2 separate regions of the Homo sapiens genome follow, and region 2 is linked to region 1. A link is an interaction called in ENCODE POLR2A ChIA-PET data of the cell type or tissue named here. Cell type or tissue: A673. All regions are shown on one strand. Links, peaks and the distances in the headings refer to the core of each region. The heading gives the core; the rest is flanking DNA. Region 1 overlaps HMG20A (high mobility group 20A). Region 2 holds the start of LOC101929457 (a long non-coding RNA gene).

The links. ChIA-PET counts read pairs that join two places held together with the same protein. Peaks named below come from ENCODE experiments on the same cell type or tissue, not always from the same donor. Only the 100,000 strongest peaks of a DNase experiment are listed, where the experiment ranks them.
Region 2: POLR2A ChIA-PET joins it to region 1 with 13 read pairs; 3 of 35 experiments call an interaction of 5 or more read pairs at or near these places.

The regions. Positions count from the first base shown.
Region 1 is chr15:77,426,624-77,441,995 of GRCh38, reverse strand. The region is part of intron 1 of HMG20A (high mobility group 20A); the gene reads right to left. Among named protein-coding and RNA genes, the nearest start is that of HMG20A, 13 kb to the right of the region's middle. RefSeq lists an enhancer at 11,547-11,646. In A673, for the core only: no CTCF peak of the experiment used is centred there; no DNase peak of the experiment used is centred there.
Region 2 is chr15:77,517,875-77,533,246 of GRCh38, reverse strand. LOC101929457 (a long non-coding RNA gene) reads right to left here and starts at 7,652. Exons shown (of 2, transcript NR_135692.1): 1 at 6,902-7,652; 2 at 1-2,144. It also overlaps a transcript of HMG20A not described here. RefSeq lists enhancers at 2,045-2,888, 2,889-3,730, 3,731-4,574, 5,417-6,260, 7,105-7,948. In A673, for the core only: no CTCF peak of the experiment used is centred there; a DNase peak (open chromatin) is centred at 7,726; H3K27ac peaks cover 1,185 bases.

The DNA of each region.
Region 1 (15,372 bases), core at 7,180-11,179:
TCCACTGGCATCTCTGTGCCTTCAGAAATTGGACTCTAAATTGCCTTACACGAAAAAGAAAAGTTATTGGTACTCTCAAGCTCATCATTACAATATTTTTCCACAGAAGCTTCTCTGGAGGCATTTATTCTTACTAGAAACTCTGTCCAAATATTTAATTTGGCCCTGGGTGTTTAGTAACATTAGAATATTTAAAAGACAAAGTTGATAAATTACAATCAAGATGTAGTAATGTGAGCTATGAGGGAAAAAAAGCTTAACTGTGATTTCTACAACAAATTCACTCAAAATTTGGAGACAAAAAGCATCTCAAATATTTGATAAAGGATGATATGCTGCATAAACTACAAGGAGACAACCTGAGGCAGTAGGAAGAGCTCTGAATCGAAGTCAGGAAATCTGACTTTGAGTTCAGGATATACTACCAACTAACTGGTTTCTGGGATCACTAAATGACTCTGGCTCAAGTTTTTTCACCTGTTCATGAAGAACAAAATCAACTTCAAATTTGTTTAGCTGTCAGACTACATAGAATACTGAGAAACAGTATATTTAATTATATGAACTAGAAACACTAACAAACTAGCAGAAAATAGGAATATATTAAAAATTCAATATAAAATCACAACCATAAACATATATGTACACAAACAAACACAGAGTTCTCTAAGCATGGTATGCACTTCTGAATTCTGTTCATATTTATTTGCTATCTGGGAGGGAGTCTCAGTTTATACTGAGGGCTCTGGAGTCAGACTGCCTAGATTCCAATCTCATCTTTTACGTATTAGCTGTGGAACTTGGGCAAGCTAGTCAAAAGCTCCAAACCAAGGTTTTCTTATCCTATAAATGAGAAGAGTAATAGTACATACTATATAGAAGTTATCTCAAGAAGTAATCTGTGTAAATAAAGCAGGTAGTATGGTGTCATCATATAGTAAGAGCCTAATAACAATAATGATAGCAATAATTGCAGCAAGAATTTATTGCTTACTAAGTACCAGGCACTATTTTAAGAGCTATACGTGTATGATACCACTTAATCCACACATCTGCCGTATCAAGTAGATATTATCATTAGCACCTATTTTATAGTGAACAAACTGATCCACAGAGGGGTTAAGTAACTTACAAATGTTTACTGTGATAGTCACTATGGCTATTCAAAAATATTTAGATCTCCTTTCAGAAACATAAGAGGAAACTTCCTCACTGCCTCAGAGAAGACACAAGGACCATGTAACTCATGGGCAATGAAAGTGAGTGACATATGATTCTTCTGGGCAGAAAATCTGAGTCTATAAGCAATTTGCCATGTTTCCTTCCCCTGAATACAGTGACTGTGGAAGTATATATTATAATGTAGTTTACATCCGCCTGGTTGTCTAAGTGACCACAAATAGCATAGCCCCATGTTGACTCACTTTGGACAAATAGCATAAGTGAGAAAAGAAAGCCACTGAGATTTTGTGGTTGTTTATTACCACAGCAATATAAATAGCAATAACCTAGCCTATCCTAACTGACACCTTCTCAGTTAATAAATTTCAGATTTAAGTAACATCATTATCTACTTATTTATAGTTAATACCCAAGGTTTCAAAATAAATTATGGGAGAAAACAGTACATTTCTATCCATTTACTTCTTTTTGTGTGTGTAAACCAACAAAAGTTCACTATTATCTAGTTTAATACCACAATTTAAGAATTGTTGGTCTAAATGTCTTCATGATCTTAGGCTAGGCAAAGATTTCTTAAAGAGGACAAAGCACTAACCACATTAGAGAAAAGTGACAAATTGGAGTTCACTATAGTTAAGAATGTCTGTTCATCAGAAGATCATGTTAAAGGAGTAAAAAGGCAAGCCACAGACTGGGAAATTATATTTGTAATACATATATTCCCTAAAGACTCATATTTAGAATATACGAAGAACTCCTAAATATCACTAAGATTAAAAATAAATGACCCATTTTTTTAAAAAAGGGGGCTAAATACAAAGCAAGCACTTCATAAAGAGACTATCCAAATGATCAATAGCTATAGAAAAAGAGACAGTATTATATACCCACCAGAATGGCTAAAATAAAAAAAAATGACAATACACAGTGGTAGCAAGGATGGAGAGGAACTGAAATTCTCTGACGGTGCTACTGGGAATCTAAATGGGGACAATCATTTTGGAAAACTATTTAGCAATATCTGTTAAAATACACCTATCCTATGAACCAGCAACTCCATTCCTAGTAATATATCATAGAGAAATGAGTGTATATAACCAACAGAAGACATGTATGCGAATGTTCATAGCAGCTTTTTAAATAATAGCCTCAAAGTGGAACCAACCCATGTGTCCATCAACAGTAGCATGGATATGTTATGATATAGTCCTACAATGAAATCAGTGGAATACTATACAGATTGAACTACTGCTACATGCAACATGGATGAATTTCATAGATATAATGATGAGCCAAGAAGCCAGACCCACGAGAATAAATATTCTATGAATATATTTATATGAAGCTCAATAACAAGTAAAACAACCGTATAGTGACAGAAATCAGAATAGTGGTTATCTCTCGTGGGGAGAGAGAAGGTAATGACTGAAGAGCCTCCTAGAGTGACGAAAATATTCACAGGCACATATATATCTATGTAAAAATTCATTGATTTTTGTACTTTACTGTATGTACCACAGTTTTAAAAAGTAAAAGAAAAAAAGCAGCATTGGTTAAGATGAGAATTCCAAGATTAGAAGGTCCCACAAAGATCACTGAGTCCAATCATACAACCAAGGCTCAGCCCCCAACCTGAAAGCCTCTCTTGGGAATGTCTACTTCCACTTCTCAATAGCTCTGACAATTGTAAAGTTATTCTTTATAATGAACTCCAAACCTACGGACGGGCGTGGTGACTCACGCCTGTAATCCCAGCACTTTGGGAGGCTGAGGCAGGTGGATCACGAGGTAAGGAGATCGAGACTATCCTGGCTAACACGGTGATACCCCGTCTCTACTAAAAAAATACAAAAAAATTAGCCGGGCGTGGTGACAGGTGCCTGCAGTCCCAGCTACTCGGGAGGCTGAGGCAGGAGAATGGTGTGAACCAGGGAGGCGGAGCTTGCAGTGAGCCGAGATCACGCCACTGCACTCCAGCCTGGGTGACAGAGGAGACTCCGTCTCAAAAAAAAAAGAAACTTGAAAACATTTTCTCTTGAAATGAAATTTATCTGGTTTAAAATTGGTAGTAAACAGGCATTTTTTCAAGGGTTTTGGGAAATGCTAGTAGCCTGAAAGCTGTTTCAAATTGTTGTGCTTATAATTTTCTACCAAACGTACAATTAAGCATCTTATTGTATTAAAACCAGCTTCAAAAACAATAATTAAAAACTACATCTAAGATGGAGAAAGCAAACCCAAGCTATATAAGAAAATGCAGAGTATCTTGTAATATCAAATCATAATAGATGTGTATAACCTATAAAACACGTGAATACATTAATATTGTGAAATATGGTCATTTTTTGCTTTATTCTGATTATTCTGATTAAAAGACATGTCATATACTTACTGTGGTTGCATTATGGCATATTTATGTGACTAAAATAGTTAATAATATTTACAAACAATATTGTAAATCTCAGGAGTAACCAAATGCGATTAGACTAACTTTTCTTTGTAGGGCCCTTATGTATTTTTTTAAAATTGCAGTTTGGCTGGGTCCAGTCGCTCACACCTGTAATCCCAGCTCTTTGGGAGGCCAAGGTGGGAGGATCGCTTGAGCCCAGGAGTTTGAGACCAGCCTGGGCAACATAGCCAGATCCTGTCTCTAAAAAAAAAAAAAAAAAAAAAAAATTAAAACTAAAAACCTAGCTTGGTGTGGTGGTATGAGCTTGCAGTCCAAGCTACTTGGGAGGCTGAGGCGGGAGGATCACTTTTGCCTAGGAGTTCAAGGCTGCAGTGAGTTATCATGCCACTGCACTCCAGCTTGGGCCACAGAGCCAGATCTTGTCTCAAAAAAACGAACAAAATTGCAGTTCTAGAAAAGAAGACAAAGTTATTTAGTCAAGACTGCTATTGAGAACTCTCTATCTTTACTTTTAAAGAGTTTCAACTTAGGGCTGCGCACAGTGGCTCACACATGTAATCCCAACACTTTGGGAGGCCGAGGCAGGGAGATCATCTGAGGTCAGGAGTTCAAGACCAGCCTGGCCAACATGGTGAAACCCCATCTCTACTAGAAAAATACAAACATTAGTCAGGTGTGGTGGCGCATGCCTGTAATCCCAGCTACTCAGGAGGCTGAGGCAGGAGAATCGCTTGAACCCAGGAGGCAGAGGTTGCTGTGAGCTGAGATCACGCCACCGCACTCCAGCCTGGGCAACAAGAGTGAAACTCCGTCTCAAAAAACAAAAAAAAAGTTTCAATCTAAAAAATGTGGGTAGGTGTATTCCTCTGTGGGGGCTTAAATAAAATCTGCACACACTGCCAATTTAGCTTAGCACTGAGAAGACTAATCATCAAAAACTTCAAAAACATCAAAAACCAGAGGAAACAAGCAACTCCTTCATGCTCTCAGGGCACAGCACACACCTATGAAGTACTTCCCGACCTATAGTTTACCTAGGATGGCATGATCTATTTTCTTATTCATTACATATTTTCAGTAATATGTACCAGGTACATGGTTAAGATACCAGCAATACAATGGTGAACAAATTGTCTCTGCCCTCATGAAAAACTACAGTTGGAGATGAAAGACGTTCAGCAAATATACCAATAAATAAACTTTAAATTTGTTTAAAATGCTCTGAAGGAAAAGAACAGAAAGCTATAGAATAACAGGGGAGACTTCATTTAGACAGGGGACCTCTTTGAAGAAGGAACACATAACCTGAGAGCTAAATGTTAAGTAGGCACATTGCATACTGAGGAATTAGCTTATTAGGACCCAGAGGTGAGAGAGAACTTGATGCTTTGGAGGAAGTGAAAGGCGGCTTGTGGCTGGAGAAAAATGAGCCAGAGAGGAAAGCAACAAAGACAGGTAGACAGGAACCAAATCCAGAACAGATCTGGGGCCATGTCAGAAATCCGGGTTTTCCCCAAAGTATAAGAGTAAACCTCTGAGGAATTTTAAGGAGAAATTTTAAGGAGGGGCATGATGTGACATTTATGCTTTCTAAAAGTTCATTCTGACTTCTGTGTAAAGAATAGATGTGTAAGAATGGATCTAGAGGCCAGGTGTGGTGGCTCACACCTGAATCCCAGCACTTTGGGAGGCTGAGGCAGGTGGATTACTTGAGATTGGGAGTTTGAGACAAGCCTGGCCAACATGGTGAGATCCAGTCTCTACTAAAAATACAAAAATTAGCTGGGCATGGTGGTGCACACCCATGGCCCCAGCTACTTGGGAGGCTGAGGCAGGAGAATTGCTTGAACCTGGGAGGCAGAGGATTCAATGAGCCGAGAACATGCCACTGCACTCCAGCCTGGGCAACAGAGTGAGACTCTCCATCTTGGGGGAGGGAAAAAAAAAAAAGAAAATGGATCTATAAAGATCAGTAGGGAAGTAGTTACTGCAATAGTCCACCAGTCCACCATAGCATGACAGTGGCTTAGAAAAGGATAACAACAGTGGAGATGTAGCAAAGAGGGTGGATCTGAGATATATTTAGGAGGTAGAATCAATAGAATCTTGCAGTGGTCTGGATAGGGGGGTGTGTAAGTGTGTGTGTTGAACGGGTAAGGGGATTAGTAAGAGGTCTCAAGAATGAGCCCAAGATTTTTAACGAAGAAATTAGTAGACTGAGTTGTCATTTATGGAGATAAGGAATACTCGAGATGTAGAAGTAGAAAAAGTATTAAGATTAGACATGTTCATTTTAAGATGCCTTTGAGATAAAATATCAAGTTGTACTCTGTATACAGAACAAAAGTCTGAGATGGAGACAGGAGTTTAGGAGTTTCCAGCAAGTATAGTAGATAGTATTTTAAAGCATGAATGTATGATATAACCTCAGGAGAGATAATAGGTTAAAAGGAGTTAGAATTGTGTTCTGAGGAACTCAACAGTTAGAAGATGAGTAGAGGAGGAACTGCAAAAAGGACATGAACAGAGGTAGGCAGAGAGCCAGGAATGCGTGGTGTCAGACTATCTCAAGAAAAAAAAAAAAGATGCACCTACATGTTACTGAGGTTAAATGAGAATGTAAAAGATGCCCAAGTTTTTTGACAACATGGAAGTTATTAGTAACCTAGTAGAGCCCTTTTGATGGAATGGTGGGGTAGAAGCATACCACCTACATGGTTTGTGTATAGGGAATGTAGAGAAAAATAATACAGTCCTTCAAGTCATTGAGGGAGTGGAGGGTTTAAGTAAACTTAAAGTACAAAACAAATGGCTGGGTGCAGTGGCTCACACCTGTAATCCTAGCATTTTGGGAGGCCGAGGCGGGCGGATCACTTGAGGTCAGGTGTTTGAGAGCAGCCTGGCCAACATGGTGAAACCCCATCTCTACTTAAAAAAAATACAATAAAAGAATTTAGCCAGGCATGGTGGCACGCATCTGTAGTCCCAGCAACTTGGGAGGCTGAGGCAGAAGAACTGCTTGAGCCCAGTAGGCGGAGGCTGCAGTGAGCCAAGATCGCGCCACAGCACTCCAGCCTGGGTGACAGAGAAGACTGTCTCCAAAATAAATAGACTATAAAACAAAAATTATGCAAATTTTAAGTGTACAGCTTGACAACTTTTCATAGACTGTATCACCTGTAGCCTTATCAGAATAAACAGAATATTACAACAAGCAGAAATCCCCTACCTTATGCCCCTTCCCATTCACTATCCCTGTAAAAGTAATTACTATGACTTCTAAGATTTGTTCTGCTTGTTTCTGAACTTTATTCATATACTATGTAATTATTTGTACTTACATGCACTTATCTGGCTTCTTTTGCTCGATATTATGCTTGGTGATCATCCATGTAGATACAAGAAACATTTGTTTACCCATTCTATTTCGATGGACATTTGGGCTATTAAGAATGATGCTACTATGAACATTCTTGTCCATTTGTGTCTTTTGGTGAACATATAAATTTCTGTTGGGTGTATACCTAGGAACAGCTGGGTCAGAGGGTGTATGATCACCTTTGGAATATACGGCCAAATTGTTTTCCAAAATGGCTGTAAAAATACACACACCTACCAGAAACATATGAGTTTCAGTGTCTTCACATCATCAATACTTGATATTCTCAATCTTTTTAATTTTAGCCATTTCAGTGGGGATGTAGTGAGAGGCCTCAAGATACTGAGAGGTCCCAAGTATCTCACTGTGGCTTTAATTTGCACTTATTTAATGTAAATAAAATAGCTGGGTGCATATTGGCCTTTGGATAGTTTCTTTTGTGGAGTGCCTATTGAAGTATTTTGTCCTTTTCAAAATTTGATTATTTGTTTTTTCCTATTTATCTGTAAGAGCTCTACAAGTCCCTTGTTGAATACATGTATTACAAATATGTATTCTCACTCTGTGACTAGTGTTTTCACTCTCATAATGTCTTTTGAAGATAAGTTTTTAATTTCATAAACTCCAATTTCATGAGTTTATGAAGTTTTTAATTTCATAAACTCCAATTTCATGAGTTTATGAAGTTTTTAATTTCATAAACTCCTTCCTTTTCGGATCATTACCTACTCCAAGATCATAAAGGTGTTTTCCAGTTTCTCCCTAAATTTTTCTTTCACATTTAGCTCTATAATCCAACTAGACCTGATTTTTGTATATGTTGTGAGGTAAGGGTTCAAGATTCATTCCCTGCCCCTTCCACACAAAACCAGGCACCATTCAATGAAAAATCCATCCCTCCCCTACTGTGGTGGATGCTACTGTTGTCATAAATTGATTACATACATATGGGATTGTTTCTGGGCTCTCAATTATGTTCCACAGATCTGTCTATCCTTGCGCCATTACCACATTGTAATTACTGTAGCTTTATAATAAATCCTGTTATCTGATAAAGTCTTACAACTTTGTTCTTCAAGTTTGTCTTGACTACTTAGTCCTTTTCATGTCTATGTGAATTTTAGAATCAACTTGTAAGTCCCTCCTTCCATCATGTACACAAATCACCTGAGATTTTATTAGGATTCCATTTAATCTATAGAGCAATTTGGAGAGAAATGATATCTTTACAATACCAAGTCTTCCAATCTATGACTACCTATTATATCTTGTTTCTCTCTATGTTTTATAGTTTTCTGTGTAAAGATCTTACAAGACTTAAATTTGATTTGTTTGATTCTATTGTAAATGGCATTTTAAAAATTTCACTTTCTAACTGTTGGTTGCTCGTGTAAGTTTGCTTATTAATTCTAATAGTTTGTCTATAGATTCTTTTAGAGTTCCTATATTCCCAAGTAACACATTTAGGTTCACGAAAGAGATTGCTCTGTAAATATCTTCTCTCAAAATATCACTGCCAGCTCTTGGCATTAAGGCTTAGATGATCTCATAAAACGACTTGTATTCTATTGAAGAGTTTGAGTAACACTGGGGTTATTTCTTCTTTAAATATTTGTAAGAATTCACCAGTGAAGTCAGGTAGACCTGGTTTTCTTTGAAGAAATTTTTTTTTTTTTTTTTTTTTTTAGAGACAGGGTCTCTAACATCCAGGCTGGAGTGCAGTGGCACAATCACAGCCCACTGTAACCTCGAACTCCTAGCCTAAACCGATCCTCCTACCTCCCGAGTAGCTAGGACTATAGGTGCACGCTATCATGCCCGGTTAATTTTTAAAATGTTCTTGTAGAGACAGGGTCTTGAACTCCTGGACTTAAATGATTCTCTAGCTTTGGCCTCCTGAAGTGCTGATGTTACAGGCATTAGCCACCATGCCCAGCCAAAATTTTAAATACTGAATTCAATTTACTTAACAGATAAAAACAGTATTCAGATATTCTATTTCTTCATGTCAATTTTTTATATGCCAATTTTAATAAAGCATTTAACAATTTGTCCATTTCATCTAAAATTTCAAATCTGTCTATGTAAGGTTGTTCATAGTATCTTCCTACCTTTTTGACATCTGTAGAATCTGTAAAGAAATTTTCCCTTTTCATTCCTGATACTGGTAATTTATGCTCTTTTTTTTTTCTTTATCAATATTGCTAGAGGTCTATGCATTTTACTAATCTTTTTAAGGAACCAACTTTTGGTCTTGTTATTTCCTAATGCCAATTTGTTGTCTTTTTTTTTTTTTTTTTTTGAGTCGGAGTTTCGCTCTTGTTGCCCAGGTTGGAGTGCAATGGCGCGATCTCGGCTTACTGCAACCTCCGCCTCCAGGGTTCAAGTGATTCTCCTGCCTCAGCCTCCTGAGTAGCTGGGATTACAGGCACCTGCCACTACGCCCAGCTAATTTTTGTATTTTTAATAGAGATGGGCTTTTGCCATGTTGGCCAAGCTGGTCTCAAACTCCTGACCTCAGGTGATCCACCCACCTCGGCCTCCCAAGGTGCTGAGATTACAGGCGTGAGCCACTGCGACTGGCCAACAATTTGTTTTCTATTTCATTGATTTCTATTTTTTTATTATTTCCTTTCTTCTACTTACTTTGGGTTTAATTTGCTGTTCTTTTCCTACCTTGATGGGTATTTAGATAACTGATTTTTTACTTTTTTCTATTCTAATATATGCATTTAAGGCTATAAATTTTTCATTGAGTATATCTTTAACTGATTCACATGTATTTTCATAATCACGCTGTTGTAAATGTGTTCTAATTGCCATCGTGATTTCTAGATTGGCAGTTATTTTCTTTAAGGAACTTAAAGGTTGCATTCTCTGAGAATATATCCAAGGGAAATGAAATCACTATGTTGAAAAGATATCTGCACTCTCAGGGTTATTGCCAGATTATTCACAATAGCCAAGATATGGAATCAGCCTCAGTATCCATCAACAGATGAACACAGAAAATGTGGTATATACGCACAATGGAATACTATTCAGCTTTAAAAAAAGGAAGGAAATCCTGTCATTTGCAACAAAATGAATGAGCCTGGAGGGCATTATCTGTTAAGTGAAATTAGCCTGGCACTGACAAATACCATATGATCTCATATGTGGAATCTAGAAAACCTGAACTCATGGAAGTATAGAGTAGAATGGTAGTTACCAGGGGTGGGGTGGGGCTGGGAAGATGTTGGTCAAAGGACACAAAATTTCAGTTTGATAGGAGGAATAAGTTTGAGATATCTATTGTACAACATGTTAACTATAGTTAATAACAATGTATTATATTCTTGAAAATTGCTAAGAGAGTAGATGCTCAGTGTTTTTACCACATAAATTGTGTGAGGTAATACATATGTTAATTAGCGCAATTTAGCTATTCCACAATGTATACATATTTCAAAACATCATGCTGTACATGATAAATACATATAATTTTTGTCAATTAAAAAAACAAAAAAAACCAGCTGGGCATGGTAGCTCATGCCTGTAATTCTAGCACTTTGGAAGGCCAAGGCAGGCAAATCACCTGAGGTCAGGACTTCGAGACCAGCCTGGCCAACATGGTGAAACCTTGTCTCTACTAAAAATACAAAAATTAGCTGGGTGTGGTGGCATGCACCTGTAATCCCAGCTACTTGGAAGGCTGAGGCAGGAGAATCGCTTGAACACAGGAGGCAAAGGTTGCAGTGAGCTGAGATCACGCCACTGCATTCCAGCCTGGGTGACAGAGGGAGACTCCATCTCAAAATAAAATAAAATAAAATAAAAAATAAATAAACCAAGTAGGTAAAAGCAAAAAAACAAACAAAAAAGTTACATTGTATTGTTTTCTGGCCCCCATTATTTCTGTTGACAAGTCAGATGTCAGTCTAATTGTTCCTTTGAAGATTATGTGTCTTTTTTCCTCTGGTTACTTTCAACAGTTTTATTTTTACTATGAAGAATGAAAGTGTGGTACTCCTTGTATTTATTCTGCTTGTCGTTTCTTGCACTTTTCAAATCCATGGCTTGATATTTGTCATCGGTTTTAGAAAATTCTCAATCACTGTCTCTTAAAATATTACTGCTTCTAACTTTCTCTCCTCCAGTCATATGTATGTTAGACTTCTTCATCATTTCCTCATGTCTCTGTAATAGTTTCATATTGTTGCTGTCACAAGTTATCCAAAGCTATTGGCTTAAAGCAATACAAATTAACTTTCTTACAGTTCTAGACTCTGCCTAGCAAACACTGTGAGGGGAAAACAAGTTTTAAAAAAGTTTCTGGGTACTGTCCTTCTCTAGGGATCTTGACCCAAGAACTAGCTACCTGGAGATCTCTAAAATCCAAGTTTTGTCTGCTCCGCCCCATAAAACTAACAGCTTCTCTGCTTTTAGAAGAAACCCTCTGCTAAGTTTCACAGCATCTTGTCATGCTCTAAGAATTAGCAAATTCCTAGGAAAAAAGAGAAGCATGGAACATCAGCCCACTTCTCTGAAGCTCCTTTGGTTCTATGGTTGTGGTTTCTTAAGTCCTGGATGCCTCAGCAGGTCTCTGATGCCTTCACTTTTCTTTTTAATTCTCATCTTTCCTGTTCTTAGCAAAAGCATTAGTCTGCAGCAACCTCATCTCTCAGAGTCATAAGTGGAAACCATAGCTTGGGCTCTGAATAAAAACTCTACTGCTTATTAGTTAAGTGATTCGGCAAGTTATTTAACCTAGAGTATTTAAACATTTGAAGTTTCAATTTTCTTTCATGTAAAATGAACGTTAACACTATCTAATGAGGTTACTGTGAGGATGTGAAGATTAAATGAGACATATTTATAAAATGTCTGATAACAAAAACATTCTTATTGTAGGTTTTGTATGTGCCAAATACTTTATATAGATTTAATAATTTAATGTAGACATAGTTATCCTCCATTTCCTTTTCAAGACCACATATTAGTAAGTGATGAAGCTCAGATTTGATTCTAGAACACCAGTTTTCAATAACTACAAATTGTTGCTTCTATAATGTTGCTTGAGTATTGTTCCTGACACAAGTAAGTGGTCAGTAAATGTAAATTATTATTATATAGAAAATATAAATGCTTCAGAAATAGACACCAATCACATTAGTTTTTCTACTTTTTCTTCTGATGTTTCTCCTTTTCATTTTTGCAAAAACATTCTTACAACATCTTTCAATGTATTCTTAAAGACGCTATTGTGAAAAATGAATGTCTTACAGCCCACTGAGTAGATAGGCAATAATTTGCTTAGGCATTATTATATTGTTGAATATTTAGAAGGTTTCAAGTTTTAGACAGTATAGATATCAGTGCTATTAACATTTTGTGCCTTTAACTATTTTTCTTATTTAAAGTATTTTCTCAGAATGAAGTTCTATATGTGGAATTATTGGCTCAAAAGTATGAACATTTTATTATTTGTTGATATAACTGCTACTGTTATTAAGCCAAAAAGTTATGATAATTATGATGCCATCAAGCAACAAACATGAAGGTTTGTATCAAGAGAACAGGAATTAAAGCTATGAAGTATAGGAATGAAGGACATGTGGACATGGGGGAAAAAAAGGAGATATGAATTTTGAGGCTGGAAAAGAAAAAATGGGGTGCTGGAAATCATTTCTTTTGAAGCAGGCAAGCGCTAGTAATCCCAGCTACTTGGGAGGCTGAGGCAGGAGAATTGCATGAGCTCACTAGCGCCACTGCACTCCAGCCTGGGAGACAGAGCAAGACTCCGTCTCAAAAAAACAAAAAAAACAAAAAAACCCACCATATTAAATTATTATTATTTTGTTTAGTAGAGATGGGGTCTTGCTATGTTGCCTGTGTTAGTCTCAAACTCCTGGCCTCAAGCAATCCTCCTGTCTCAGCCTCCCAAAGTGTTGAGATTATAGATACAAACCACTGTGCCCGGCCAACATATTATTTAAAAATTATACATATAAATTGCAAAACAACCACACAGATTAAAGGCCTATGTTCTAGAGGCTCCCCCCTCCTTTTTTTTTTTTTTTGAGACAGAGTCTTGCTCTGTAGCCCAGGTTGGAGTGCAGTGGCTCGATAACAGCTCACAGCCTTGAACTCCTGGGCTTATGCGATCCTCTGGCCTCAGCCTCCTGAGTAGCTATGACCACATGTGTATATACCACCATGTCTGGCTATTTTTTATTTTTTTGTAGAGACAGCATCTCACTATGTTACCCAAGCCGGTCCCAAACTCCTGAGCTAAGGCGATCCTTCTGCCTTGGCTTCCCAAAGTGTTGGGATTACAGAAGCCACCACACCCAGCCTAGAGTCCACTTATTTGGTGTGTAATCTCGAGCCTTGAATTGCCTTATCTATAAATTGGGATTAAATTTTATAATATCCGACTAAAGCCAGAATTGGAACATCGTATCTCTTGTTTTATATTCCTGATATTAAATTTGTTTTGTGAGTATACCATACTTCAATAAAAATGAAGGAATCTCTCCTTTTTTGCTGATATGCTTTGAATGTCTTACACGCTATGCTTTGAATATCTTATCTTGTGATGAATATCCTGTTAAGAATCTTATGTCAGACTTTAAGTTACTATTTTAAAAGGTTACTTTACTTTGTGGGATTCTCTGAAGGCCAAGCCATTTGCCTGCTCTTTCTACAATCACATAAATCTTACTGGGTATACCCAAAGGCCGTTGCTTTTCTACAGCTGCCTTCCTCCTTCTTTGTTACCATCACAGATTTTGGGGTAGTAGGTACCTGATCATCAGGGAGAACACAGAAGGCCTTGAAAATGTGGGTTTAACCATACCAAGATCTTTCGCTCTGTTTATGTACTATAGCCTCCCCAGTAAAAACAAAACAAAACAACAAACAACATCTCTGCTAAATGCTTCATTATGAACACAGGTAAGTCAGTGCTTGATTGTCCCAAGTTCCAGTTCAGATTTTCCACTTTCCATTATCCTCCAGTAAATTTTAGTAGTGATACTGAGGGATCATGCAGTATGAGAATAAACACTGGCCTTAGAGGATCTGCATTCAAATCCTGTCTCTACCACTTACTGGTTAAGTGATTTTGGGCAAGTAATCTAATCTTTCTAAATCTTATTTTTCTCATATGGAAAAATGCCAAATTATTAGAATTAAGATAACATGTAGTGCCTAGCACAATACTACATAAATGTTAGTCAAGTGGGAATTGGAATTATGGCTCAGTGTGGTCTGAATCTGAATATTATTCAGAAAATAAGGACAGCAGCACTGAATAAAATTTTTTTTTGAGCTGAATAAAATTAGAGAATTTTGATTTCTAGGATCCTCAAAAATCCATATCCTTTAAAGAAGCCATATGGGGTAACATGTATAAGGGTCCTGAATTCCTTCATGTTCCAACAGATCCAGGTTCCAAGGTATGGAAACACTTATCAGATTATAAGCAAAGAGAACAATAATTTTATGTGTGTTCAACTAGCCAAATATTTTTGCTGGTAAAATCGTGGTGAAAACAACATCCTTATACATTGCTGTTATCATTAAAAATCAGTACAATCTTTTAGGGAAATGTAGGTATCATATCTAGAACTACCCATGCTTGTAGAACCATTAATCACACTCATAAGATTTTATCTTCAGAAAAAAAGTCAAATAAGGAAAATAGCTATAGTTTTATTTAATAGTGCCTGGCACATAAAAGGCACTCAAATATTTCTTCAAATGAATACCTTTATTTGTACTGACTTCTCCAAATCACTGCCCTTGGTTCCTTCTCATTAAGATTTATCTATTTTTATTACCTGAGGAGAGCTTTAGAATCAAATTCTAACATCTTTGTCTAGTCTCTATTCTCCCATCTTCCCCAGTAACTTTGTTTTGATTGCTACTAGACTCCTTACCTTAGAATACTCCCACTCTTTAAACTCAGCTGACCGTAACACAGAAACCAAAAAGACCATATACCACATCCTTGACCTAATCAAGAAGAAATCTGAAGCTTCCTTCAAGGTCATAAGATGTTTTTCTCCTTTGTTAATACCTCTGTAGTCTAAGTATTTACCAAAATCCCTGCTACATTAAGACAAAAACCCAGAAGCTATCCTCATATCCATCCTCACCTGATCCTTAACATACCTTTAGCCCTGTACCTAGCTGCTTATATTTCTCTCTAGGATCTGAGAAAGAATGATCATTTCCTTGCTTTCACACCTCTTGCTTCTTTCTTCTGGCTCCATTCAAAATTCTCTATTCTTCAAGTCTAAGTATCTCTCTCTTTTAGATATAATTCACATACCATAAAACTGACCCCTTTAGTGTATATTTCAGGATTTTTTTTGTACAGTTGACCCTTGAACAACATGGGTTGAACTGCATG
Region 2 (15,372 bases), core at 5,743-9,742, 93 kb before region 1:
AAGCATCTCCTTATCCTAGAGAATGGCTCAGATTATGGCTCAAGGACATCAGAAGTGAGAGGATCGAAAGGCTGGGACACCAAGGCTCAGAGGCGGCAAGGGCACAGGGAATACTATTCTTCTGGAACAGTCCCTGGACTGTGGGTATGAATAGGTGCTGCCTACCCACAACCTCCCCATCCTCCCCGCCTCAGCCAACCTCAGCCAGGTCTAAGTGGCACCTGTCCAGGTTTGACAGAGGTGATGCCCAGGTAGTAAGGGACAGAGTCGCAGCCAGAATTCCTCCCTCGTTGAGAGCAAGGCTCCTAATCTCGCTGAGCCTCCATTCTCAAAAACGGATATACACTTCTGAACACCAACAACAAACAAAAATTGTGGGCATACTGTTATTTACACCCCAAAATATTTGAGAGCTTAAATGAGATAATCCATGAAAACTGTGTAGCATAATGCTGGTCCCTAGTAAGTGCTCCAAAATGTTAGCTATTATTATTCCTTTGTTATGATGATAATTATTACTGCCCTGGGTGCTTCCAGTGGGAACTATATCTCCCTGTAGGTCTGTGTCTCCCAAGCTGTCTGGCACAGAATTCTGTAGACAGTAGCTGCTCAATATTGAGTTAAATAGTTAAGAATTTTCCATCCATTGGGACAAGACATGGGCTCTGGAGGTAATCAGAGTAGATTCAAATCCTGGTTTTGACTTCTTTGCTCTGTGTGCTCCGTGACCTCTCCAAGCCTCAATTTCTTCATCTGTGAAATGGGTGAATAATCCTTTCCCTGCCTTCTTTCAGGACGGATGCATGAACCAGAGCTGGAGAAAACTTTCTTAAACTACACTCTTCCTTATTCCTCCTGCCTGTCTCATCAAACTGGGTCTTTCTCAGGGACCCTATGTACCTGAGTCCCAGGAGGGTCCTAAGAGAGGCAGGGCTGGGGACAGCTCCCACCATCTGCCCCTGACTCCCCCATCTCCAACCCAATCATGAGCTGTGTGCTGCCCTCCAGGGCCCAGCTGCTGAAAGTGGACCCGTGGACAAGATCATGGCAATGGCCATCCTGGTATCACACAGGATGTTGGAGCTAGAGATCTGATAATGTGGCCAGAGAGAATGAACATGTGGAATCCAGCAACAGAGATCAAGGCCAGCCCCAGCCATAGTGACAGCACCACTGGATAATGACTGCCTCATCCACGGGGTTCTGAGCGATGGGGTTTTTGCCTCTGGATGTGGATGTGTGCTTCTCTTTGGGGAGAAGGTCCATAGTTTTCACCATCTTCTTAAAGGACTTCCAGACCCTCAAACTGTTCAGAACCAGGAGCTCCGTTCTCCACCCAGGATCTGCCTCCCAGCCACACCCACGTCCTTACTGACAGGGAGAAGAGGCAGGCAGAGGGTGCGCACGAACCTGAAAGCTCCACTGTCCGGACCCCGGACGGGCCTCAGACAGGACAGTGAGCTCCCCGGAGACACACAGAGAACCGTGGTGAAACCCTCCAGCACGGTGCCTTCCTCATGCCAGGCATGAGGCGGTTTAAAGCCGAGTGTTCAGTAAAGGGCTGACTGAATTGTCACACCCTGGGACGAGCTCCCGGTTGCCTCTGGGCTGAGCAGCCACCCTGCTGACCTCCAAGGTCCCTGCCCACTCTGCTGTTCTCTGCTCCTTCATTAGGGAGGGCCAAGGACAGTCTGGTGGTTTGAAGCAGAGGAGTGAAAGTCATTCCTTCCCGTTGACCCAGCAACGTCTGGATCAGGTGAACTTTTCCAGAGGGCTCGCCATGTCCCTGGCATAGTGCTGCCTGCCCGTGGGGCTGAACCTGCTTCATCCTCCATTTTAGAGATGGAGAAAGCGAGCCTCAGAGAGGCCAAGTGAGTCCATCAAACATTGAGGTCACATGGCCAGTACGTAGGGGCTGGATGGGGCAGAGCGCCGCGAGGCAGTCCTGCAGGGATGCCATCTGCCAAACCCTTTCCTGGAACTCCTCTCTTTTCATTCTGTGGGCCTGCAAGAGAGGCCGGGCAGGGGCGCTGTTAGGAAGCTGAGGCGGCAAGAGTTAGAGTGACCTGCTCAAGGTCACACAGCGAAGATAGGGCAGAGGTGAGGCTCCAACCTAGGTCTTCCAACGCCCCATTCTCTGGTCCCTAAAGAGACAAATGTTACAGATACTTTGCTTTAAGATGTACTGAAACCCATCCACTCATCTGCTCACTCATTCCGCAGGTGTTTCTCAGGGACCTACACTGTGTTTGGGCACTGTGCTAAGTACTGGGGAGGGTTTCAATGTTATCAAAGCAAACAACAATGCCTGCCCTCCTAGAGTTTATATTCTAATGCAGGAGAAGGAGAAACAACATAAGTAAGTTAATTACAAAGTGCCAGAAGGCAATACATCTGTGGAATGCAACAGAGCAGGGTCAGGACATGGGGAGGGCCAGGCGGAGGCGGTTTAAAGTCGAATGTTCAGGGCAGGTCTGGTGAGAAGATGAACATCAGGCTGGGTGCAGCAGCACATGCCTGTAATTCCAGCACATTCCACCCTCCTTGCCTTGGGAGGCCAAGGGGGGTGGATCACGCGGTCAGGAGTTTGAGACCAGCCTGTCCAACATGGTGAAACCCCATCTCTACTAAAAATACAAACATTAGCCAGGCGTGGTGGCATGCGCCTGTAATCTCAGCTACTAGGGAGGCTGAGGCAGGAGAATTGCTTGAACCCGGGTGGCAGAGGTTGCAGTGAGCCGAGATCGCACCACTGCACTCCAGCCTGGGCGACAGAGTGAGACTCCATCTCAGAAAAAAAAAGAAAAAAAAAGGATGAACATCAAGCAGAGACTTGAAGGAGCTGGGGAAATGAGCCAGCCATGTGGACCCAATGGGAGGAGTCTGTCAGCAGAGGAGCCGCCTGTGCGAAGGGCCTGAGGTAGCAGTGGGCCTGGGGTGCTTGTGGACAGCAGGGAGCCTGGTGTGGCTGGAGCAGAGGAATGGGAGAAGAGTGGGAGGCGATGATGGGGGAAAGGTGGAGAGAGAGGAACAGATCATGCCTTGGCATTAAAATTGCCCATGGGCAGATGGGCCTTCCTGGGCAAATCTGAAGGTCTCACAAATGATGGAGTCACATGGGGCTCATCACAACCAGAAGCAGAGTGGGAGTGGGGGCATCCAGCCCTCTCACCTCCCCTGGGAGGAGTCTTCTTCCTCCACCTCTCCTACCCTCACCCTGTGCCACCCCATGCTGCCCCTACCCCACCTCATGCTTGTGGTGTGTCCCCAGGGAGACTGGGCCAGGCTGGGTGAAGGAGGAAGGTCCATAGCCTTCCCCAGCCTAGGAGTCTGCTAGCTGCTAGTCTGAGTGAGCTTTGAACCTGCCAGGCCCTGCAGGGGCACTAGAAACCATTAGCAGGCAAACAAAAGGCCTGGGGAGGCCTATGAAGCCACCATGGAAGCCTACAGCTAGGTTTATTTCGAATTGAATAAAGAGCCCTGAAGCCCAGCCATAACCACCCGCTACTCTCCACACCCCTCCCAGACTCCTGACCTGAGGAAAGGCAGGCCCAAGGGCTTGTCCATGGCCACACAGCAACCGAGGCCAAAGCCCCGGTCATCTCCAGAGGGGAGAAGCTTTCTGTGCCCATGAGTGCAGGGCAAGCCACGGCCCAGAGAAGGCCACCACAGGTGAGGCCCACACCGGGCACGATGTGCAGAGTGGGTAGGTGGACACTGAGAACCCTTCGGGTGAGGCCCGAGCCAGTGAGTTCAGGGGCTGAGGGTCTCCTCATCTGTTTACTCGCTGTGTGACCCTAGAGAAGTGTCTTAACCTTCCTGAGCCCAACTGCAACATGGGGTTCCTAATAGCCCTACTTTACAGGGCGGCTGTAAAGATGAAGTGAGCTCACCCATCTAAAAGCACTTAGGCTACTGTGTGGCTCAGGATAAGTGTCATCCTCCCACTGCCTTCCCTCAAGTAAGAATGGAGGGGTGGGCAACTGCCAGGCGGTTCCCAGGCCTAGGTCCCCAGGGCAGACCCGCGCCTCTAGCGGAGCTCATCCCTGAACTGAGGCTGCCTTCCCCACCACCGGCCGCAGAGCCTCAGAGGCAGCCAACCAGACGGGCGCTTTTAACAGCTTTTTAATGTGATGGAGCTCGCTGAGCTTGGAGAGTGGAGGCATGTCAGGGGCTTGCCTGCGGAAGCTTTCAAGGTCAGCCAGCAGCAGCCTGACCTTGAAGCCTGTCCCTTCCCAGGAACAGCCCAGGGGCTGCCGAGACCATTCGCCATCAAGGAGGCCCTGGGGGCCCCAGCTCAGGAAAAGTATTAAAAAAAAAAAAAAACAGCGATGAAGAGGCGTTAAATGGATTAAGGAGGCAGGTGGCCAGAGAGGATGAGGGGCAAGGCTGTGCCAGGGACAGCAACAGCAGAGACCTCCTCCTCCAAGAGGCTTCAAATTGGCTTCTCCTCCCTCGTCACACGCCAAACAGTCTCCCAAGTGGAAAGACTGGGAAGATAAGCAACTTCCCCTTCATCTCCTCCTTCTCACAGTCTCCCCAGCAGGACAGCGCTGCTTCCTTCGTCCTGCAGATTCATAAAAATCAGGGTCATCTCCCTGAGAAATGGCTCAATTATCAGCTCCCCTCACAGAGAGCACAGAATAAGATGGGCCTTACAAAGTGGGGCCACCCACCAGGCCACCCGCACCCCAGCACACTGCCTCGGCGCTCCCCAGAGAAGGCAAGAACTCTGCAGGGAGGGCTTGGCACTGTCACCGCCCTCCTCCCCACCTTCTGGGGGCCTCTGCCACAGCCCTAGTGGTGGCAGGCCTGTCTAGGCAAGATGGGACTTCAGCCCCTTCCTAGCTGTTGCTGTGAGCAGGCCGGTGGCCAATGGCCTCAAGTCTAGTGTGTAGGCTGAGCCCCTCACAGCTCACCTGGCACTTCACTCCCATTATCCTCTGTAAGGCGGGGAGTGGTATACGTCTGTTTTAAAGACTAGGAAATTCAGGTCCCTCAGCCAATAGACAGAGGAACTGGAATTCAAATCCAAGTTCTGGTTCCCAGACCTGGGCACTGCAGAGCCCGCATGGGGAGGAGACTTATAGGCCTCTCAGCAGCGGGTCACATTCTCAGGGACTGGGGGGGCTCCCCCAGCAGACAGGCCAAGGAGACCCCAGGGAGAACAAGAGCAGAGGGCAGCCTCTTCCCAGCTTCCCTTCTGCCCAGGGCCGGGGTCGTGGCCAGGGCACAGTGGGGAAGGCCAGGCCCCTTCCAGGATACACACCATGCCCCAGCCCAGAGGGAAGTCATGGGAAACTAAGGGCTTCAGGAATCCCGGAGTGTCCACCCTACCCCAGAGAAGCCCAAAGGGATGAGGGGATTTCAAGTTGGGCTGGGAACCAGGTGGCCTCGTTCCAGTCCCAGCTCTGCCATGGACGAGGAGTGGCCTTGGACAAGTTCCTGCCCCTCTCCTCCCTCAGTTTCCCTGTTTGTGAAATAGGTGATGATCCTCTCTAAATGGGAAGATCTCTCTGACTCACCCCCAGGAGGATCTGGCCACCCTCTCACTCTAAACTGGCCCGGGTAGAGCCAGTAGCTGGAAGAGCCAGGGCTGAGCCCACCGCATGGGAATTCAGGGATGGGGTCTGCTGAATTCCAAACTTTCAGCAGCAGAGCGGCTGCAGGGCTTTCCCACAGATGCAGCTCAGCCCCCGGAGCAGGCCCCTCAGTTCCCACTGCAGCCCTTCCAAGTGGAAACCACAACGCTGTGGAAGCCCGGCAGAAAGTAAACAGAAAGCACGTCCCCAGGACCTCGAGGCCCCGGGCCCCGCCTGGGGCAGCCCTCAGGGAGGCGGCTCCAACCAGAGCAGATTCCTGCCGAGCCTGTCTGGACTAGCCTGGGGCCCCTGAGGGAGGAGGCAGCCACCCCCACCCCCACGCCCCCTGCTCAGATCAGAGAAAATGCTGTCTGCCTCCTGCTCAGAAGCGCCAAGGGGTAGGGGAGAGCAGGCCTGACACCAGAGCACAGGGCCCTGGTCTTAGCGCTGCTACAGACTCCCTAGAGGGGCAAGGCCAAACCTCCCTGTGCTTCACTGTCCCCATCTGAACAACAGACACGGCACATCAGCTGCTTTCTAAGGTCCTTCCCAAGTACCAAGAGTTTGATCTTAGAACGTGGAACGAGGTGGTCCGCTGAAAAGGGGAGACGAATGGGGGCTGTCTCAGGGGCTCGAGCTGGGAAGGCAGGCTGGGTCTATGAGGAGGGACCCACGTGGGCGTAGTCCTGGCCTCCCTCTCCCCCTCCACATGCCATTTTACAGCGGAGGAGACAGAGGCCTTTCCCAGGCCAGCCACACAGAAATGGAGCGCAGGGCTCCTTGCTGGCTCTGGGGTCCTGAGCCCAGGCCCTTGAGGAGGCTCATGCAGGCCCTGGCAGGTGCAAGCGAGGATGCGGGGAAGGCAATGTAGTGTGGGCCAATCTTGCTCCACCCTCTCCTCCCGAACCCCCCAGCTTTTCTCCAGGGCCTGACCAGGCCTCTAGCTTGGATCTGTCTTTGGGCAGGTGAGGGGAAGTGAAGTGCAGGGGACAGGGAGCAGGCAGAGCCGCAGGATTTGTTCCTCTCCATCTCTGGGCCCCTTGTGATGTCCTCTGCCCAAAGGGCCTTGTTTCCCAATCTCCTCCAAAGTTACAAAGTCAGCTCCCTGTCATCCACACAGTGCTGAAGCCATGCTGGGTTCTGAGAAGATGGGGGAAGGCCTCCACTGGGAACCACACCCCACCTAGGACTCAAAGCTCCATTGGCTGGCTCCAACACTCCTGCCCCTTCTGCCTGTGGTCCCTCTCCTCACAGGGCCTGGACACACGTCCCTGAGACTGGTCAAGGGCCAATCGTACTCCAGAAAGACCCAGACTTACCTTCCCACTTCTACGCCAGATTGTTCTCCTGAGCAGCTGCAAAAAGCCACCTCACTTCTGTAGCAAAAGACCTTCATGCAGATGGTCTTGATGGCCCATGACATATGTCCAGGCCTGTTAGAATCCTGCTTTGGTCTCTCGACCTACCCCACTATGTCCACGTCCACACGGAAAGGCTCTTGGGATCTCACCCCAGGCTCCCCAGCAGGATCCTTTTCTGGAGTTGGGAGGCAGGAGAAAGAGTCACCGCAGGGAGTAGACCGGACGGGCCCCTGGCACCAGCCACGTGTGGCTGGAACAATCAATGACTGAGCCCTGGACCAGGAGCTTGGGTTCTGGTCTCAGCTCTGCTGGTGACTTGCTGTGTGATGGTTGGCAAGATACACCTTCTTTCTGAGCCTCAGGCGCTGTTTTTGAAGTGGCATTGTTAACTGCTCCTCGTTTGGCTGTAGGATCTCCACCACACATCACTGTCACTCCTACCTGGGCTCAGAACTTTCCCTGGCATCTTTTCCTGCCCACCTCCCCCGACTCAGCACCCCTTGGAAGTGCTCCTTCTGGGGACCTGAGGAGGGCATAGGCAGCATGGCCCACGTACCCACCTCTCAAGAGAGGCCTCCAGCAATGCCTCCTTTTAGCCACAGGTCCTGGGACCAGTGAGCCAGGGCCTACAGCAGCCCACATGGACACATGGACACATGGAAACGTGGCCACACTGCCACAGAGTCAAGAGCCCTTCTCCCTGCTGAGCAGGCTAATGCCTTAATCCCTTTACACAAAGCCTGCTGATTCTTTCCTCGGGGCGGGGAAAGTGGTTGGGGCACAAATTGGCTTATTCCACTGATCCAGAGAGAGGCTTCTCCCATGAGGCCAGCAGATCCATCCCTGTGTGTGGCTGTCGCTCAACTCTCTGCAGCACACACACCCCTCATTACCCTCACCCCCGAGCCTCCAGGAATCCTTGTAGATTCAGAGATACGGAGACTCCCCGTGGTCCTCCCTCCCTCCTTCCAGGAGAACTGCTGAGTATTGGAGATAGACAGGCCTAGGCTGCCAAGCTCCTACACTGACTAGTTTGGGGTGTCTGACCCCAGGTACGAACTGTTAGGGAGGACACAGAGAAGGCAAGAGAGGATACGCCACCCAGAAAATAGTAGAATGGGAGAAGTTTCTCTCCATTCCTTTCACTCACTTTCCATAGCCCTATCCAGGGCCCAACCTGGCCAGAAGAAAGGTATTTTGTAAGCTTCCTTCTGATAAAATTGCAGACCATCCAGAGTGAGGGTAGCCTCAAAAGAAGGGACAGCCAGTGGTGGAGTTTCAGGCATTCACAGAAGAGATCATTTGAGTCAGCAAGCTTTTTTGGTATCCATAAAGCCCATGGCCCTGTGGCACCTGCATGTGTGCATAGTGAGGTCAAGGGGAAGGTGGCATGTCCGAGGGAGGGAGGCAAGTGGTGCCACGAAAACCAGTTCACACACAGACTCGTCAGAACACCCACAGCAGGCTGGTTCATAGTGACCCAGAACTGGAAACAACCCGATGTCCATCAGCAGGTGCCTGGATTCCTGTGGTACATTGGTGCGATGAAATACTACTCAGCCATACAAAAGCATGAACTATTGATACACGCAACTAACTAGATAAATCTCAAAATCACTAACCTGAGGGAACGGAGCCAGGCACAAAAGAATACATTCTACACAATTCCAACCATGTGAAAATCCAGAACAGGCAGCAGAATGGATCTTGGTGATAGAGGTCAGATGGGGAGGAAGGAGGGGGTGAGAGGAAGAACACGTGAGAGAACTTTCTGGAATGATATGAAAGAAGTGTTCTGTATCTTGATTTGGATGATAGATACATAGTCAATTGTCAAAACCCATTTAACTGTACACTTAAGGTTGCATGTCAATTTTATCTAGTATGTAAATAATAAAAATAAGCATGGAATTTTTTTAGTCAGTTAGTTAAATCTTTATTTTGGAATCATTGCACACTTACAGAAAAGTTGCAAGACCAGCGCAAAGAATTCACATTTACCCTTCACCCAAATCCCCCAACAACTAGCATTTTACCACAATTGGTTTATCATCCTTTCTCTCTGTCTGTCTCCCTGTCTCTCTCTTCATGCATATATAATTATACATACATTATGTATATGTCCTACATATCATTGTTTTCTGAGCCTTTCAAAAGTAAGTTACAGATATCATAGCCCTTTTGCTCAAAATAGTTGTGTGTATTTCCTAAGAATAAGGTTATTTTCTTGTCTTTGTTATCAAAATCAGGATATTAACATTAATAATAATATTTTCTGATCTATATGCCTTCTTATTCAAATTTTGCCAATTGTTCAAAGAATATCCTTTATTAATTTTTTTTTGGTCCAGGATTTGATCCAGGATCCCAGGTTGCATTTACTTGTCATGTCTTGTTAGTCATATTTAATTTGGAATTGTTCCTCAGCCTTTCTTTGTCTTTCATGTGCTTGGCATTTTTGAAGAGTGTGGGCCAGTTATTTTAATAAATGTTCTTGGCTGGGCATGGTGGCTCATGCCTGTAATCCCAGCACTTTGGGAGGCCGAGGCGGGCAGATCACAAGGTCAGGAGATCAAGACCATCCTGGCTAACACGGTGAAACCCCATCTCTACTAAAAAAAAAAAAAAAAAAAAAAAATTAGCCGGATGTGGTGGCGAGCGCCTTTAGTCCCAGGTACTCAGGAGGCTGAGGCAGGAGAATGGCCTGAACTTGGGAGGCGGAGCCTGCAGTGAGCCAAGATCGCACCACTGCACTCCAGCCTGGGCCACAGAGAGAGACTGTGTCTCAAATAAATGAATAAATACATAAATAGTCTTTAGTTTGGGTTTGTCTGATGTATCCTCATGATTAAATGCAGGTTGTTGATTTTTGCAGGATTATCACAGAAGTGAAGTTGTGTCCTTCTTCGTGCATCATCTCAGGAGGTACATGATGTCTATTTGACCTATTACTAGTTATACTAATTTGGATCACAGGTTAAGGTGTGGTCTAGCACTATAAAGTTACTATTTTTCCATTTCTATTTAATAAATATTTTGTGGGCAGCCTGGGCAACATAGTGAGACCCAGTCATATATATATATATAAAATATATATCTCATATGTACATATATGATAAGTCTCATATATCTATATATATGTCATATATCTACATATATGATATGATGTATATAACTTACATATGATTATATATATCATATATATGTATAGGTATATATTAGCCAGGTGTGGTAGCATGCACCTGTAGTCCCAGCTACTCTGGAGGCTGAGGTGGGAGGATCATTTGGGTCCACCAGAAGTTTGAGGCTGTAATGAGCTGTGATTGTGCCACACTGCATGCCAGCCTGGCCAACAGGAGTGAGACCCTGTCTCTCTCTCTCAAACAAAAAAAAAAAGTACTTTGTGGTGAGTTACCTTTAGACCATATACATATCCAGTTCTTTGTCAGATTTTTCACCCACTAATTTCAGGATCTATTGATGATTCTTGCCTGAATCAATTATTACTATGATGCTGGTCAAATGTAATTTTCTAACCTCAGAATTTCCTCTTTATTAGTTTGAATTTTACTATACAGAAGAGCTTTTTCTTTTCCTCATGTATTTATTTATACTTATTATGTTATCTCTGTATGGACTCAGGGATTCTTATTTTATTCAGTGGGTTGTAATTCATTCTTATCATTATTCATTTTGGTGCTCAAATTGTTCCAGGTTTGGCCAGTGGGAGCTCCTTCAAGCTGGCCCCTGTGTCTTTTTGACATTTCCCCATCATTCTTTGAGCATTTTCTTACTTTCAGGTTCATCACGTACTTGTCCTGGAAATCAGCTATTTCTCCAACGATCCCTTATTTATTTTAGGAGAGAATGATCTGGGAGGTAGAATATCCATGACCATATCTATATTAACATCTCTATATAAAGCCATGTGCTTGTATGGTTACCTCCAATTTCAATTTAATACCTAAGGGTACATTTTTGTCTTCTCCCTTCCAATACCTGTAACTCACTTCTTCAACAGTGAGAAACTTGGACCCCGTGATTGTCATTATATTTACTCATATGCCGAAGCCTAGAAGTTTCAGAATGGCTAAACCATACCGCTGCAAAAAACAAACCTGCTAACTAGAGTCTGACATTTTTGCAGATCTTTTTTATCTTTTGTCTGGGCGTATATAGTAAAATACTGTGTTCAAAATGCCCTTGGGTCAGATTTTCCCCTCCTTTTAGTGTGGTTGTTATTCATTTGAAATGCATTAGGTTTGTTTGTTTCTGATTGTATTACATTTTAGAGACTTCCCCCATCCTTTATTATTGTTGTTGTTTGAACAGGTAAAGCACTGATGTGGTTCTGAAAGCCAACACTATACAAAACATTTATACTCAGAAAAAATAGCTCTCTGCTCATATCCCTTCCACCCCATTCCCACCCTACCTCTGTAGGTAACTGATCTCATTCGTTTATCCTTCCTGTGTTTCTTTTTGCAAAAATAATCTTCTATAATATAATATAATATATTATAAATATATAATATAAATTTATATATTCCCCCTTCCATAATATATAAAAGGGTAATAATTTCTTATTTCCCCTTCTTTCTTACACACAAAGTAGCATTCTAGAGTTATAGTTTTGCACTTTACTATTTTAAACTTAACAATACATCCTGGATTCACTCTCTCTCAGTTAGTAGAGATTGTCCTTAATTTTTGTAAGCTTACATTTTTATTGAAGAATAGCATACATACCGAAATCATAATGTACAAGTCATAAGCGTATGGCTTGATGATTTTTCACTTCGTGAAAAATGTAACCACCACCACATAACTGTAGCACCCTCATGCAACCAGCACCACCGAAATCCTTTCTTGTCCCTACCCACATTAAGGGACGCCGCTATCCTGACTTGTAACACCATTGATGAATGTCTGGTTTGAAAACTGTGTAAATGGGTTCATATAATATTTGCTCTTTGGTGTCTGACTCATTTTGCTCAGCATTATGTTTGTGACATTTATCCATGGCTATGTGTAATTATAGCTTGCTCATTCATATTCTATAATTATATGACTATATATATATTATTTATTTTTTTATTTTTTTGAGACAGAGTCCCACTTTGTCCTCCATGCTGGAGTGCAGCGGCGTGATCTCGACTCACTGCAACCTCTGTCTTCCAGGTTCAAGTGATTCTCCTGCCTCAGCCTCCCGAGTAGCTGGGACTATAGGCGCACACCACCATGCCCAGTTATTTTGTAATTTTAGTAGAGACGAGGTTTCACCACGTTGGCCAGGATGGTCTCGATCTCTTGACCTCGTGATCCACCCGCCTTGGCCTCCCAAAGTTTTGGGATTACAGGCGTGAGCCACCACTCCCGGCCTTATACCACGATATTTTTATCAACTATGTTTTTCTGGCTGGGCTCAGTGGCTCACTCCTGTAATCCCAGCACTTTGGGAGGCCGAGGCGGGCGGATCACGAGGTCAGGAGATCAAGACCATCCTGGACAACATAGTGAAACCCCGTCTCTACTAAAAATACAAAAATTAGCTGGGCTTGGTGGTGCGTGCCTGTAATCCCAGCTACTTGGAAGGCTGAGGCAGGAGAATCACTTGAACCAGGGAGTCGGAGGTTGCAGTGAGCTGAGATCACACCACTGCACTCCAGCCTGGCGACAGAGTGAGACTCCCTCTCAAAAAAACAAAACAAACAAACAAAAACCAAAAAAAAATAAAACCACCAAACCAAACCCTATGTTTTTTATGGGTATTTGGGTATTTCCAGCTTTTTGGCTTTATAGTTAGTGCTATGAAAATTCTAGTATCTGGAATGCTTTTGGTACCTAGAAATGTAATTGCTGGGTTATAGGGTCTGCATATGGTTAGCTTTGGTAGGCGTCTTTAGATGCTTTTGCAAAGTGTTGATATGCCAGTTTGCATTCTTACCAGCCATGTAAAGCACAGTTACAGTTGCTGCACATCCTCACCAACACCAAATTTTTAAAATCTCTCTTACTCATTTTAGCCATCCTGAGGGTATGTGTTGTACTGGGGTTTTATTTATTTATTTATTTATTTATTTATTTATTTATTTTTACTTTTTGAGACGGAATCTCGCTCTGTCACCCAGGATGGAGTGCAGTGGCGCGATCTCGGCTCACTGCAACCTCCAACTCCCAGGTTCATGCCATTCTCCTGCCTCAGCCTCCTGAGTAGCTGGGACTACAGGCGCCCACCACCGCACCCGGCTAATTTTTTGTAGTTTTAGTAGAGACGGGGTTTCACCATGTTAGCCAGGATGATCTCAATCTCCTGACCCTGTGATCCACCCGCCTTGGCCTCCCAAAGTGCTGGGATTACAGGCATGAGCCACCGTGCCTGGCCCCATGTACTGGGGTTTTAATCTGTATTTCCTGGATAAGCAAATAGCACTTCTTCCCAGGATCACTAACAAACTAGTCCCCTTGGCTCTGGCCTTGGAATCAGAAGACCTTACCCTGCCCACTCTGATTGGGTGAGTTATGTGACACTGACCTGTCAGTCCTTTCCTGCCATGACAACAAAATACTTTAGATTGGGTAATTTATAAACAACAGAATTTTTTTGCTTGCAGTTCTGAAAGCTGGGAAGTCCAAGATCAAGGCCCCAGCAGATGTGGTGTCTGGTAAGGGTTTGCCTTCTGCTCCATAGATGGCGTCTCGTTGCTGTGTTCTTATGTGGCAGAAGAGGCCAGGGAGCTCACTTGAGCCTCTTTTATAAGGACATAATCCCATTCATAAGGGCAGAGCCTTCAGGACTCGATTACTTCCAAAAGGCCCCACCTCTTAATACTATCACACTGGGGATCAAGTTCTAACATGTGAATATTGGAGGGACACCAGCATTCAGACCATAGCATGATCTATCTAAGTTTTCTCATCTGTAAGTGGGAACAATAACCCTTGGCCTGCGTTTGCAGTAGGCGCACACTGGCGTTGGAGTTGGTGGAGCTCCAGGACTTTCTTCCGGGCTTGTCTCCCTACTTCAAGGGCACAGGTGTTTTTAGAAGACAGGGTTTGTTGCCCACATGCCAGTCGTCTCCCCTACTTCTACCCTGGATCTTTTTCTTCCTTTGACAGCATCTCAGGGCTTCCTCTTCCAGATCACCTTCATCTTTTTTCTATATCACTGAGGCAGGATCTAGGCCAGAAGGGACAATGGATGGACCCAGGAGGTGGCCATTTGCATTTGGCTTGCTCTATTGCTGCGTGACCCGGGCTGGTTTCTAAAAGGAAATGGGGTATAGACATTGCCTGCAGCATCCCTGGGGCACTTTAGTGCTCTTGTGTGCTGTGCTGAGGAGGAGGTCATCCAAGCAGGTTAGCAGATGGGAAATAGACAAACCATCTTTGTGTACTTAGGATGCCAGATAGTCATGCAAATAGCTGCCACATGCCTATGTGGCAAAGAAAGTACAGCACCCCCAAAGGAACTCTCAAATCCCTTTGGACAGCCTGTGGGAGGAGTGTGCTCCCAGCTTTCCCTCCTTCAGTGCACCTGGACTGTTCTGAGATGGGAATGACTTGAGTGTAGAGAAGCCCAGTCCCTTATTCACTCCAAGAAGACGCTGAGCCGTGGTGTGGTGCAAAGCGAGAGGCAAGGCTCCGCCTGAGTGTCCTCAGGATGGCTCGGTTGTGGACCCTGACTACAGATGCCTAGAGCCCATGCGGAAGCTAAGGCACAAGCATAAACAACTGTGGACCAAGTTCTGGAGGGGCACAGATGGTTTCTAACATGAAGGGCTGGTGAGTAATGTAGGTAAGAGTGAGGGAAGGTGTAGCAGGTCCAGGGACCAGCCTGTGTACAGTTGTGGAGATGGGGACCTGGGGCATGTTCGTGGAGTGAATGAATGAAGGCAGGTGGGCTAGATCACCAAGGCTTGAAAACTTGGCTGAAAGGCTGGGATTTTATCCAGTGCATAATGACCACTGGTGTTTATGAGAGGGGTTGGTGCAGGCGTGGTAGAATCACAGCTGATCACAGATGCTCACCTTTAGAAGGTCCCCAGCTCACAGAGCCTCCCCTATCGGCTCCCCCACCGCCTTCCACTATTTGAACTCTCTTCCTTATTGAACCAAAGACTTTTCCTGCTCCAAGAAATCCTCACAAAGTGAAAACTCTGGGTGCCAGCTCCATCCTTGATGGGATCAGCTGCTCAGCCCAAGACCCTTAGAGAGGTTTGTTTCCAGAGGCAGGGGCCAGGCTAGTGTTGATGAGAGTGAACACAGGGATAGGTGGGGAGGGATTTTTTTTTAACATCTGCTAATGACAGGCATTATATTAAGTATCCGACATTCAATATTTCATTTACTGTTTGTAGCAACCCTATTAGGAAGGCATTCTCCCCATTTTACAGAAGAAGAAAGGGAGGCTTGGGCAGACTAAATTA